2 separate regions of the Homo sapiens genome follow, and region 1 is linked to region 2. The links are chromatin loops, found by intact Hi-C in ENCODE. Cell type or tissue: K562. All regions are shown on one strand.

Evidence for each region. A loop is a pair of places that touch in the nucleus more often than their neighbours do. Peaks named below come from ENCODE experiments on the same cell type or tissue, not always from the same donor. Only the 100,000 strongest peaks of a DNase experiment are listed, where the experiment ranks them.
Region 1: a loop joins it to region 2, with 2.8 times the contacts of the local background. A loop is called at or near these places in 4 of 110 quality-filtered maps.

What each region holds. Positions count from the first base shown.
Region 1 is chr11:16,623,341-16,627,340 of GRCh38, reverse strand. The region is part of intron 2 of LOC105376571 (a long non-coding RNA gene); the gene reads right to left. It also overlaps a transcript of SOX6 not described here. Among named protein-coding and RNA genes, the nearest start is that of C11orf58, 110 kb to the left of the region's middle. In K562, no CTCF peak of the experiment used is centred here; no DNase peak of the experiment used is centred here.
Region 2 is chr11:16,777,977-16,781,976 of GRCh38, reverse strand. PLEKHA7 (pleckstrin homology domain containing A7) reads left to right here. Exons shown (of 27, transcript NM_001329630.2): 27 at 2,957-4,000. The coding sequence ends at 2,979. Among named protein-coding and RNA genes, the nearest start is that of C11orf58, 41 kb to the right of the region's middle. RefSeq lists enhancers at 1-690, 691-1,385, 1,781-2,503, 2,504-3,227. In K562, no CTCF peak of the experiment used is centred here; a DNase peak (open chromatin) is centred at 2,406; H3K27me3 peaks cover 85 bases.

The DNA.
Region 1 (4,000 bases), 150 kb after region 2:
CTTGGTGTACATCTAAAAGAAAACAAGTTATTCTACCAAAAAGACACAAGCACTTGCATCTTCACTGTAGCACTGTTCACAATAACAAAGACATGTAACCAATCTAGGTGCCCATCAACGGTGGACTGGATAAAGAAAATGTGGTATGTATACAACATAGAATACTATGTAGCCATAAAAAAGAATGCAATCATGTCCTTTGCAGCAACATGGATGTAGCTGGAGGTCATTATCCTAAGCGAATTAACACAGGAATAGAAAACCAAATACCACCTGTTCTCACTAATAAGTGGGAGTTAAATATTGAGTACACATGTACATAAAGATTCCAGTAATAGAAACTGGGACTACTAATGTGAGACGGGAGGGAGGTGGGAATGGGTTGAAAAACTATTGGGTATTATGTTCACTGCCTGGGTGATGGGATAATTTGTACCCCAAACCTCAGCATCACGCAGTATGCCCAGGTAACACACCTGCACATGTATCTCCTGAATCCAAAATAAAAGTTGGAAAAAATAAATTTAAAAAATACTGTTATAATAACATCCAGACATAAAATACATAGGGATATATTTAATGAAATATGATTAAGACCTCTGCATTGAATATACAGAACATTGCTGAGAAAATTTAAAGATGATCTAACTGGAGAGACACGCTATTTTCACAGACTGAAAAAGTTGGTGGTGTTAAATATCAATTTTCTCAAAATTTATCTATAGATTAAATAAAATCCCAATAAAAATCCCAGCAGGCTTTTTTGAGGGTAAAAGTTGACAAGCTGATTCTAAAATTTATATGTAATTGAAAGTGTCCTAAAATAACAACAACCAAAAAGAATAAATTTGGAGGACTTAAACTTTCTGACTTCAAGACTTAGTGTAATGTTATGGTAATCAAGACAGTGTAGTATTTATGTGTAGACAGGCAACTGGAACAGAATAGAGGGTTCAGAAATAGATCCACATTTATGTTGTCAATTGATTTTCAACCAAAGTGCCAAAGCAATTCCAAAGAAAATGATAGTCTAAAAAATGCTGTCAGAACAACTGGCTATCTGTATGGGGAAAAAAAATGAGCTTCGCCTGTTGGAAGTAAAACTCCTGTTTCCATCACTACTCTATGTCTACTCTGAATAGCTCACTTCTGACACCAGATGTGTGGGTTTTATTTTTCCCACACCAAGCAATTCTCCACTTTTCAGCAGACATTGAGTGGGTGTCCTAGCATGTAATTCAGTTATGAGATGATCTACCTAGAGATTATATCAGCTTCCATAGGTTAAGAGTTCAATCCCAAAAAACTGCCACCACCTCAGACACCAGTTGTAAATCCAGGTTGCATTTGTGCTCCTCTGACCAGCCTGCTGTAAATCAGAAGTTCCCACAACCCCATCCTTTGGTTCAATAATTTTCTAGAATGGCTCACAGAACTCAGGAAAATAGTTTACTTACTAGATTACTGGTTTATTATAAAACCATACAACTTAGAAATAGCCAGATGGAAAAGATGCACAGGGAAAGGGTGTGGAGCTCTTACGCCCTCTTAAGGGTGCCACCCTCTGAGCACCTTCATGTGTTTACCAATCTGGAAGTTCTCCAAACCCAATCTTTTAGGGATTTTTGGGAAGGCTTCACTACATAGGCATGATGAACTATTAATTCAATTCCTATCCCCCATTCCTTCCCCAGAGGAAGGGGTATAGGACTAAAATTTCAAAGCTTCTAATCATGGCTTGGTATTTCTGGTGAGCAGTCTCAATCCAGGAGCCCATCAGGAGTCACCTTGTTAGAACAAAAGATGCTCCTCTCACACAGAAAACGTCAAGCGGTTTAGGAACTCTGTTGTTAGGAACCAAGGTTAAAGATGAAGTATTAGAACAAAAGATGCTCCTAGCACTCCTACCTCTTAAGAAATTACAAGAGGGCTTTAGGAGCCCTGTATCAGGAACTGGGGGCAGAGACCAATATACGGATTTCATCTTATTTCACACTCGTACATCACACTATACAAAAAAATTAATTAAAGATGGCTAGGGACTTTAATGTAAAGTCTTTTATGTGAAAGATAAAACTATAAAATCTCTAGATGAAAACATAAGAGGCTACTTTTGCAATCTTGCAACATCAATACAAGATAATGGAATTTGTTTTTTAGACAGGACCTAGAAAACTAGTGATAAAAGAAAAAAACTAATAATGTGGACTTTATCAAAATTAAAAACATCTACTCATCAAAATACATTGTTAAGAGAATGAATAGAGGAGTCACAGCCATGGAGAAAATATTTGCAAAAACATGTCTGGCAAAGGTCTTGTATTCAGAATTATAAGCAATTCTACAACTCAATAAAATTAGACAATCAACCCTCCCCCCACCAAAAAAAGATCAAAGACCTTGAATAGGCATCTCAAAAAGTATTATACACAAATAGTTAATAAATATATGAAAAAGTGCTCAATGTCATTAGTGTCTGGAGAATTAAAACTAAAACACATCCTCTAGAATGGCTAATATTTTTAAAAAACTGACCAAACAAACTGGACAATATCAAATATAGGTAAAATGCGAGGCAATTGAAATTCTCATACATTGCTGGTGGGAATATAAAATGATATGACCACTTTGGAAATTGGTTTGGCAACTTGTAAAGTTAAACATAAATCTAATTAAAATCTAGAAATTCCACTCTAAGATTTTTACCTGAGAAAACATGTTTACAAAAACATTTGTACAAGAATGTTTATAGCAGTTTTATTCATATTAGCCAAAACTGGAAACAATTCAAATGTTCATCAATGCAGGCTGATAAATAAATGGTCATATATACATAGAATGGGATACTACTCAAAATTAAAAATGGGCCGGGCACGGTGGCTCATGCCTGTAATCCCAGCACTTTGGGAGGCAGATCGTGAGGTCAAGAGATCGAGATCATCCTGGCCAACATGGTGAAACCCCATCTCTACTAAAAACACAAAAATTAGCTGGGGGTGGTGGCACGCACTTGTAGTCCCAGCTACTTGGGAGGCTGAGGCAGGAGAATCGTTCAAACCCGGAAGGCAGAGATTGCAGTGAGTTGAGATCATGCCACTGCACTCCAGCCTGGCAACAGAGCAAGACTCCATCTCAATAAATAAATAAATAAATAAAATAAAAAAATAAAAATCTTTCACTGAAATGCATGACAGCATGGATGAAATTCAAAACATTCTGTTGAGTAAACAAAGCTATATTCAAGAGTACATAATGAATTTATATGAAGAACAAGAATTTGTAATGAACAAGAATAGGCAAAACTAATCTACTGTGATAGCAATCACAATGATGATTGCCTCCGAAGGGGTAGGTGTTGACTGAGAAGGGGCAGGAGATATCTTTTTGGGATGATGGAAATCTTCGATATCTTGATAGTTTGGGTTTATATAGATGTATAGTTTTATAAAATAGATTAATAAATCAGAACACAAAGGCAAGAAACAGACCAATATAGACATGGAGACTTCATATAGATAGTGGTGGCAAGTCAACAATTGGTGCTGGGATAACTGGCAAGCCACATGTAGAAGAATGAATTTGGATCCTCATCTCTCACCTTATACAAAAATCAACTCAAGATGGATCAAAGACTTAAATCTAAGACGTGAAACTGTAAAAATTCTAGAAGATGACATCAGAAAAACCCTTCTAGACACTGGTTTATGTAAAGAGTTCATGACCAAGAAACCAAAAGCAAATGCGACAAAAACAAAGATAAATAGATGGGACTTAATTAAACTCGAAAGCTTCTGCACAACAAAAAACACAATCAGTGGGGTAAACAGACAACCCACTGAGTGGGAGAAAATCTTCACAATCTATACATCTGACAAAGGACTAATATCCAGAATCTACAAGGAATTCAAACAAATTAGCAAGAAAAAAAAATCCCATAAAAAAGTGCCCTAAGGACATGAATAGACAATTCTCCAAAGAAGACATACAAATGGCCAACAAA
Region 2 (4,000 bases):
CAATTCACCCAGTACCATTTCTCCCCCAGTGCAGAGGCCACTGTGTGTCTGGGTGGTGCTCCTGGCCAGGTGTGCTTCTTCTGGGGAGGGAACAGCCATAGAGCCTGAAGTGGTGTCATGGCCCCTACCAATTCTCCAACCCTGGCCAAAGTGTCTAGAAGTAGCCAAGGATGTGGCCGGCAGGGTCCTCAGATGCCTGGGCCTGGGGAGTCTTGTCTGGAGATCAGAGCTTTGCTGTGGCCCCAGAGGGCCATGAGAGTGACTGGCAACAAGGGGAGGGGCCATAGTCTTAGTCAAAACCTGTTCTCTGTCCCCCACAGCCTGATCCTGCACAGAGTCCTTGAAATCTTGGCTGTCCTCTGTCCCTTCGAGCACATGCTGAATGGGCTGAGAGGTGGCCGGTGTGGTGTTCTGGGATTAGGGATGCAGGAGATGGCTCATCCAGACCTCTCCTTCTCATGACCCAGGGGTTCATCTTAGCAGCTTTTGAGCTTCTCCTGGGGAGGGTTCGAGCAGGGGCGGCTCCCCCACCATACCATGCCCTCCTCTCGCCTTGCTTGCTCTAACCCTGAGGGGGTCTGCCATCCTCGGCCTCCTTATTGCCAGCAGATGAGCGCTCCCAGCCCTAACATGCTGCGGCCAGTTCCCAGGGCCTTTCTTCCTCCCTACTCAGGGATGATCTTTGCTGCGGCCTTTCCTCACTCTTGATGCCTCTCTCCATCTCAGAAACATATCCAGGAACTGCAGCCTGACCCATCCGGTTCCCCACCAGGCCCCGTGGATCTGTCCCTCACCCTCAAGCCCAGGCCCTTCGTGGTGGGCAGCAGGGCCCATGCCACCCCAGCCTGCCAAATGGGGCATCTGGTGCTGCAGGAGCTGATGAGGAGTCTAACACACCGCTTAATTCCTGTGTGCCCCATCTAGCACAGCAGCTGGCCCTCCTCCCGCCTAAAGGCCCCCTGTCTTCCAGGACGGTGCCACCTTACCCCCCTTTTACCAACGGACTCCACTACACCTTTGTCTAACACCTTCCAAGTAAGAGCCCCTGTCTGGTGTGCTTCTGCCTGCTTCCTGCACCTCCCTAGCGCTGAGCCCCTCACCTCCCTGCTGTGCTGAGGTGATTGCAGTGCCACCTGCTGATGCCTCCTTCCACTGGCAAAGCGGCCGCTGGCGGGACTGTTCTGACTGGTAGGCAGGTGGGAAAGTGATGCTTTTTAGGAACTCAATCCTCAGTGGCTCTAATACGATAGGGACTGAGCAATCCACCCTGCTGCCTCCATGAAATCTCTAGAACCGGAACTGTGCCCCCATCCCCTGCTCTCCTCAGTAGGGCACCCTGATGCCCGAGAACCAGTGCAGACCACACTGCCAGCCTTGGGGGGCTGGAAAGGAAGAGTTAGATCTTGGCCTTTCAGGGCTTTGGCCAAAGAAATTGAAGAACTGTAAGATTGGGAAAAGTCCAGTTCTACAGATGAGGAAACTGAGGCCCAGTGAGGGGCTGGGGCTCACTCCAGGTCACAAAGAATTGGTGTCAGCGCAGAGACTGGGACTGCCCTTTTGGTCACTGGGCACTTTAAGAGGGAGAGAAAGGGAAGCCCAGGGCAATGTGAAATTGGCCCTCAGCCAGGCAGAAAGCTCTGGCACCAACCCTACCAAGTTCTCCCCATGTGGGCATCTAGTGATGAGAGGCAGTGTGGGATGAGGAGGGAGCCCTGAAACAGGAGGCTGGCATCTGGTCCAGTCTCAAGTGAGTTCTTGGCCTGGGCCTGTTGCTTTTGAGCCCAGCGGTTCACCTGGACAGGGGAAGGTCAGACTACCAGTCTGGGCAGTCCTTACCCTGACATCCCATCCCACTATCATTTTGCAGGGCTTTCCCCTCTCCTTCCTTTACGTATACTTGTGGTTAACATTGTTGAGTGCCTGCTGTGTGCCAGGCATTGTGCTAAGTATCTCTTTCGATCCACACAACAACCCTATGAAGATATTCCCCCCCCCCTCCCCGTTTTAGAGATGAAAAAACAAAAGCTCAGAGGCCTTGAGGGATATGCGCAAGGAATCGCAGCTTGTTAAGTGCTGGGGTTTGAACCCCTTTGATGTGAGTTCAGAGCCTTTGTTCCCCATCACCACTCATGGGTTCATCTGGGCCGCCCCGAGCAGCTCTAGGTGTTTGGAGAAAGAAGTGAAAGGAGGGAGAGAGTATTTGTGCTGCAGGGAGCGAAGCATGATTTTTTGGCAGGTGTCTATCCTGGGTGCTCCCCGTGCCTCACAGCAGAGTCAGCAGGTCCCCGCCAGCCTGAGCATGAGAGGAAGAGGTCAGCCTCCTTGGGCCAGGCTCTGAGGAGGTGTGGAGTAGAGGCCCCGTGGTTGAGGAGCCATAGGGAAGTGCTCTAGCCACGCCCATTGTGAAGGCCACATTTGAGGGTGTGGCTTTCTCCTAGAGATCTGAGCACAGTAACAGCGCTCAGTCACAGAGAGGCAGGAGAGAGGTTCTGTTCCTCCTGGGTTTTGGTGCCCCCATGGCTGTAAGATTGGCCTATTATACTCTTTGGAGTACTGCATTTCTTCTTACTCTCAAAGCATCCTTGTTAAGAAGTGGGTATGACCACCATGTTTTTTAGGTTAGAAAAACAAGGCCCACAGAGGCCAAGAGCGCTACCCACATTGAAAGAATGAAGGGCAGGGCCAGACTGCACCTTTATTAGAGTCTTTGCCCTGTCGGGATGGGGACCCAATTTAGGGGCCAGCATGTGTCTAGCAGTGGAATAGGGGTGCAGGGAGGGTGGGGCAAGAGCCCCATGTGTCCTGGAAGCTGAGGGTCCCCCAGCAGCGGCCGCATTGCCAGAGCCCCCTGCTCTGCTGCTCTGCCTGTCCGCCTATCTGCCATTCCATCATGTGTGTGCAGACGTGCCTGCTCCCTGGATGCCAGCCTCTCACTGTCTCCTGTGCTTTTTGCCAGCCCAGGCAGTGACTGACCCGTGACCCAGCATGCAAAGAAGCCTGGAGCCAGGGGCCCAGTGGAACCAGCTTCCTCCAAGGAGATGACCTTTCTGCCCCCAAGGAAACCCCTTCCAGCTGAGCAGGGAATCCGGCCGGAGGAAGGAGCAGCTTACCGACTGCGGGTGTTCACCACAGGCCAGGCCCTAATATGCACCCACTAGTTTAGCTCAGACTCCTCTCTACATATGAATGGCAAAGGCACTTTTGATATACACTGTAAAATACACTGTATTTTAGAATCGGAATCTATTTTCTAATGTTCCCCTCAAGGGCTGAGTGGCAGGAAGGTTGAGGATGCAGGACTTTGCAGCTGCACGTACAGATTCAGGTACTTCTGGGTGACAGGTGTTGTGGGGGCAGGAAGGGCGGGGCAAGCCGAGGCTAGTCCAACTTCCAATGACCTCAGGAGAAAGTGAGATTTAAAGAGGTGTTCCCAGTAGACTCCAGCAAGAGGCTGGTTGGCGTGCTGTCTGGGAGAAGAGGGGCCCTTGGCTGCAGAGATCAGCTGTCCCTGACCTGATGACCAGCTCTGTGTGAAACTCCACGAGGATCACACGTGGAGCCCAAGTCTGTGCCTTGCCCCTTGGGTTTGGCTTAGGGGCAACAGTGTGTTCAAGAGGACTGGGGCCCACAACCTGCCCCCAGGCTTCCTCCAGCAAAAGGCTCTTGTCAGAAAGAAAAAAGCAGTTTGCTATCTTTTTTTTTTTTTGAGATGGAGTTTCACTCTTGTTGCCCAGGCTGGAGTGCAATGGCACGATCTCGGTTCACTGCAACCTCTGCCTCCTGGGTTCAAGTGATTCTCCTGCCTCAGCCTCCCAAGTAGCTAGGATTACAGGCATGTGCCACCACGCCCGGCTAATTTTGTATTTTTAGTAGAGACGGGGGTTTCTTCATGTTGGTGAGGTTGGTCTCGAACTCCTGACCTCAGGTGATTCATCCGCTTCAGCATCCCAAAGTGTTGGGATTACAGCCGTGAGCCACCACGCCCAGCCTGCTTTCATTT